Regions from separate parts of the Homo sapiens genome. Here region 2 is linked to region 1. A link is a loop called in an ENCODE intact Hi-C map of the cell type or tissue named here. Cell type or tissue: natural killer cell. All regions are shown on one strand. Links, peaks and the distances in the headings refer to the core of each region. The heading gives the core; the rest is flanking DNA. Region 1 overlaps KCNJ11 (potassium inwardly rectifying channel subfamily J member 11). Region 2 has its middle 22 kb from the start of PIK3C2A.

Region 1 (2,906 bases), core at 233-2,732:
GAGGTATAGAGGTGTCATAGGCATTAGTGTAGTAATTGGAGCACTAACTCTCGAGCCAACTGCCTGGGTTCGAATCCTGGCTCTAGCTGTATGACTTTTGTCAAGTAACTTAGCCTCTCTGTGTCTCAGTTGCCTCTTCTATAACATGGATGCTAATAGTACCTACCTCATAGAATTGTTTTGGAAGTAAATGAAAAATATGTAAAATGCTGAAGTGCCTGGTCTACAGTAAGTGCTCAATAAATGTTAACTATTGTGATTGCTGCTGAATCAGCTACATGCTGAGGAAACGGCCAAACAAGTGTTAAAGAGAGACGGTGCTTTTATTTTGCCCTTGGTCATGTTTCTTTGCCAGGTCTTTCTTTCCACACGGTGTCCCCTCCTAGCTGAGACCACGATTTTAGGGGCTGTGGCAATGCCTGTGACCTGGTCCCCTTGTCTCCATCTCACCCACTGTAGTCCATCTGCCACACAGCCTCCAGGGTGGTCTTAGAAGGGTGGGTCACCCCCCACCCTCATCATGAAATACCTTCGGTAGTTCCCCATCACCTCTGGGTCAAGGCTAGCTTCTTAGCAGCCATTTCAGGCTGTGACTGCCTCTCCGGCCTTATGGCCCACTGTTTTCTTGCCAGGAGTCTGCACTTGCCCACCCACTTCCCTAGGTACCTCGCTGTCCTATCCCTCCTGACACATAATGTTGAGCTTCCTACCTCCCAGACCTTGCTTATGTTACTCCCTTGGCCTGGACTGCCCAGGCCTCATCTCTGTCTGTTGAAATCCATAAAAATCCAGGCTGAGTGATGCCTCCTCGAAACCTTCCCTGATTTCTCTGGAAAAGGAAGGTCCCTTCCCTCTGCTGTGCTGTGGGCATTCTCCTTTTGCCTACGTTTAGGGGTCTGTCTCCCCATCCACAAGTCCATGGCTTCCTGAGGTCAGGGACTGTGACTCAGCACTGTGGCTGGCTTACATGGAGTAGGTGCTACATGAATGAACAAATGAATGAATGAATAACGGATGGATGGCGTACAGGACAAAAAGCCAGGGTTATTGCTACAGTGTGAGGCCTGCAGACAGGGCATCAGTGAGGGTCTGTCTCAGGCGGCTCCAGAGGCAGGGCCAAGGGGCCAGGAAGTTGCCGCTGCTGGTCTGAGCTCTAAGCTGCCCTCTCCCAGCACCCATGCAGTCCCCAGCGCTGATTCCCTTCCTTGCAGAGCTGACCCATTTCTGGTTTTGAGGGTGAAGGGGTGAAAGCTACTCAGAGTCAGCCCAGGATCCTAGGAGGCTGGCTCTTGCGACTCAGCTTGGCTGCCATTAAGGCCAAGGAGAAAGGCCAGACTCACTAAGGACCTGCTGGCAGTACCATCCTTGGAGCCCAAACCAGAGTAACCTTCCTCCACCCCTCAGGGACCTTAAGCTGCTGGTGAGTGTGAAGCCCACAGAACTGAGGGCTTAGCGCCACCTGCTGGCCACAGAGAAGACTTACTTCGGCAGAGAAAAATCAGGACCACTGGTCCTAGGTTTTCCACCAACTCTGAGGGAGACCCCCAGCCTTAAGGCATAACCCAGGGAGGGGCTGGAAAGCTCCAGGCATAGAGAGGCAGTTCGACCAAGCCTCCCTCCTCCGCGAAGGTGTTCTTGCCCACTGATGGTGCTACCTCCATCTGGGGGCACCCTTTCTCTATGGCACTGGCCTCAACTGGACAAAGAAGTTCACCTGAGCACTACTCAGCCCAGCAGGAACTTCTGTGATAATTTTGTTTGTGATATTCTGCCTCCAGGATTGCATCCCTTAGTCATCATGTGACAGCAGAGGAAGCAGTCTGGCCCATCCACACGCTATGTGCAGAGCTGTCTCAACTCCAGGGCCCCTGAAAAGGAGAAGGGAAGTACCATGTATCACTGTGGCCCAGCAGGACTATGAGAGAAGCACTGTTCTTCTTTGAGTTTGTAGATGAGGACACAGGGTCAGAAAGGGTGGTGTCTTAGACCATTCAGGCTTCTATAACAAAATACCATAGACTGGGTGGCTTATAAACAATAGACATTTATTACTCACAGTCTGGAGGCTAGGAAGTCCAAGATCAAGGTGCCAGTGGATTCAGTGTCTGCTGAAGGGCCTGTCTTTCCCCTGTAATCTTACATGGTGGAAGGTGTGAGGGAGCTCTCTGGGGCCTTGTTACATAAGGGTACTAATCCCATTCATGAGGATTCCACCCTCATCACCTCCCAAAGGCCCCGCTTCCAAATACCATCACCTTGGGCATCAGGATTTAACATGTGCATTTTAGGGGGACACAGACATTTAGCCTATAGCAGGAAGTAATTTGCTAAGATCTCACAGCTAGTAGGAGGCAGGTCCAAGATTTCAGCCAAAGTCTGTCTAATGCCACAGCCCTGCTCTTCCCTCCCCCTCTTTCCCCTAGCACACAGTCCCAGTGACCTAAGCTCCAGCTTTTAGTAGGGCTGCACCTTGTTCTAAGTGTCACATTCACCACAGGGAGAAAGTTGTCTCCAAACCAAGGGAAAGAGGGAAGGTGGAACTCAGCAAGCCCCTGGGCCTCCCTGAGATCCCAGATTGGAAACTGGCAGCAGGCTTGGCTGTTTTGTGACAGCCTAGATTATGTCCAGAACACCTATGGAGTCAGAACAACCTCACTGGCACTTTTTCTGGCCCACGTGCATGATGAGCCCTCCATCTTCTTCCTTCTTACAGGAAGACTGGGCTCTTTGCTTTACAGGCTCTTCTTCCAGCCAGTCAGGTGTCAATGCAGCCTGATTGGGCACATCTGCCACCCATCTGTCCCCAACTCATATCAATGGTGTGAGACATGTCCTGGGCCTCAGTCCTGAGCTTCAGAGGGAAGGCAAGCCAGGCCACCCTCTTCCTGTGTGCTAGTCTAGAAAAA
Region 2 (2,906 bases), core at 148-2,647, 150 kb after region 1:
CAAAAAAAAAAAAGTTTTTATATATCCATGTTCATAGCAGCATTATTCATAATAGCCAAAAGGTGGAACACAACCAAGTGTCCACCAATAGGTAAATGGATAAACAAAGTGTGATATACATATGCAATGGAATATTATTTAGCCTTAAAAAAGAAAGAAATTCTGACACATGCTACAACATGGATGAACCTTGAGGACATAATGCTAAGTGAAATAAGCCAGTCACAAAAAGGCAAATACTGTATGATTCCACTTATGTGAAGTACCTGGAGTAGTCAAATCAATAGAGACAGAAAGTAGAATTGTGGTTGCCAGGGACTAGGTGGGAGGGGGAAGTGGGAGTTGTTTAATGGGTACAGACTTTCAGTTTCACAAGATGAAAAGAGTTCTGGAGATGGATGGTGGTGATGGTTGTGCAATGACATGAATGTCCTTAATATCACTGAACCGTATACTTAAAAACGATTAAGATGGTAATTTTTATGTTATGTTTTATCACCTTTTTTTTTTTTGTTTTTTGAGACAGTCTCATTCTGTTGCCTAGGCTGGAGTGGAGTGGCATGATCTCTGCTCACTGCAACCTCCTCCTCCCAGGTTTAAGTGATTCTCCTGCCTCAGCCTCCTGAGTAGCTGGGATTACAGGCACGTGCCGCCATGCCCAGCTAATTTTTGTATTTTTAGTAGAGATGGGGTTTCGCCATGTTGGCCAGGCTGGTCTCGAACTCCTGACCTCAGGTGATCTGCCCACCTCAACCTCCCAAAGTGCTGAGATTAACAAGCATGAGCCACCACACCTGGCCCATAAATGGGAAATTTAAGCTGAGTCTTCAGCGTCAAATAATGTTTACACAAACTGACATTCTGTACCTTGAAAAGGACTCAAAAAAGTGAAAGTTTTCTATTGTGACCTGTCTCAACTTCAGATTTATGCCCTAAAGTCTCAGAGAGGAAAGAGCTGCTCAGGGATTTCAAAGGAAGGCGGAAATACAATACTTCGGAAATTAGACGGCATTTTCTTTGAAAAAGGAATCTCTTTGCCTGAACCTCCCATTTTTGTTTGTTAGTTTTCTTTCTTTTGTTTTGTTTTGGATTTTTTGTTTTGCCTTTAATCAACATGGACCTGGCTCCCTCTGCTGGAGCTAAAGTAAAATGCTGCTTTAAAAATCAATTTGGGGCCAGATGCCTTGGCTTAGGCTTGTAGTCCCAGCAATTTGGGAGGCCTAGGGGGGCGGATCACTTGAGCCCTGGAGTTCCAGACCAACGTGGGCAACATGGCAAAACCCTGTCTTTACAAAATATGAAAATTCACCAGATGTGGTGGTGTGCGTCTGTAGTCTCGGCTACTCGGGAGGCTAAGGCAGGAGGATTTCCTGAACCGGGGAGGCAGAGGTTGCAGTGAGCAGAGATGGCATCACTGCACTCCAGCCTGGGAGACAGGAGTGAAACCCTGCCTCAAAGAAAAAAAAAATTAGCTGTACACATGAGTCCTAGCTACTTGGGAGGCTGTGGTAGGAGGATTGCTTGAGCCCAGGAGTTTGAGACCAGCCTGGGCAAGATGAAGAGACCCCCATCTCTACAAAAAAAGTTTTTAAAAAATAGCTGTGTGTGGTGGCAACTGCCTATGGTCCCAGCTACTCAGGAAGCTGAGGCAAGAAGATCCCTTGAGCCCAGGAGTTAAGGCTGCAGTGAGCTATGATCTGGTCACTGCACTCCAGCCTGGGCAAGAGAGTGAGACACCGTCTTGCTCTGGTGATTCATTACCATTGAATCTCTTGAATTATATCAATAATCACTTGGGTACTGAATGTCTCCTGTGTGTATAGCAATACTCAGGGCCCCGGAGGAGGCCAAGAACTGCCATGTTTCCCCCCTCAGGATCTGTGGGTTTTTTGTTTTGTGTTGTTTTTGAGACAGAGTCTTGCTCTGTCACCCAGGCTGGAGTGCAGCGGCACGATCTTGGCTCACTGCAACCTCCACCTCCCAGGTTCAAGCGATCTTCCCGCCTCAGCCTCCCAAGTAGCTGGGATTACAAGCATGCACCACCACGCCTGGCTAATTTTTGTATTTTTTTAGTAGAGACTGGGTTTCACCATGTTGGCCAGGCCGGTCTCAAACTCCTGACCTCAGGTGATCCACCTGCCTCGGCCTCCCAAAGTGCTGGGATTACAGGTGTGAGCCACCATGCCCAGCCATGGATCTGGGTGTAATTTTTTTTTTCACGCTTAATTCACTTTATTTTTCTTGTATAAAAACCCTATGTTGTAGCCACAGCTAGAGCCTGGGTCCACTGCACGGAGACTCTGGTGTGGGTCTTGACGAGGTGGTCAGTGAATTCCTGATAGGTAGACTTGGTAAATACAGTCTCCTTCCAGAGGTCAGGGGTCAGGTAGCTGTAGGTCTTAGAAATTGCATCAAAGGTGGCCTTGGTGAAGTTGCCCAGGGTGGCAGTGCAGCCCCGGTCTGAGGTGTAGCAGTCATCGATACCAGCCATCATGAGCAGCTCCTTGGGCACAGGTGCGGAGACGATGCCAGTGCCCCTGGGTGCAGGGATGAGGCGCACCAGCACAGAGCCGCAGCGGCCTGTCACCTTGCAAGGGACGGTGTGGGGCTTGCTGATCTTGTTCCCCCAGTAGCCTCTGCGCACGGGGACAATAGAGAGCTTGGCCAGGATGATGGCCCCACGGATGGCGGTGGCCACCACTTTGGAGCACTTAACACCCAGACCGACGTGGCCATTGTAGTCCCCGACAGCAACAAACGCCTTGAACCTGGTGCGCTGGCCGGCACGGGTCTGCTTCTGCACTGGCATAATCTTCAAAATCTCATCCTTGAGAGAAGCCGCCAGGAAAAAGTCAATGATCTCTGATTCCTTAATGGGCAGGGAGAAGAGATAGATCTCCTCCAGG

The links. Hi-C counts contacts between places; a loop is a spot of excess contacts. Peaks named below come from ENCODE experiments on the same cell type or tissue, not always from the same donor. Only the 100,000 strongest peaks of a DNase experiment are listed, where the experiment ranks them.
Region 2: a loop joins it to region 1, with 11 times the contacts of the local background. A loop is called at or near these places in 25 of 110 quality-filtered maps.

Annotation. Positions count from the first base shown.
Region 1 is chr11:17,382,651-17,385,556 of GRCh38, reverse strand. It overlaps KCNJ11 (potassium inwardly rectifying channel subfamily J member 11), which reads left to right. Exons shown (of 1, transcript NM_000525.4): 1 at 1-309. Among named protein-coding and RNA genes, the nearest start is that of KCNJ11, 4.6 kb to the left of the region's middle. In natural killer cell, for the core only: CTCF peaks have their summits at 1,228 and 1,435 (motif pointing left); a DNase peak (open chromatin) is centred at 1,446.
Region 2 is chr11:17,228,500-17,231,405 of GRCh38, reverse strand. It overlaps the pseudogene RPS2P40. Among named protein-coding and RNA genes, the nearest start is that of PIK3C2A, 22 kb to the right of the region's middle. In natural killer cell, for the core only: CTCF peaks have their summits at 914 and 1,117 (motif pointing left); DNase peaks (open chromatin) are centred at 345 and 1,135.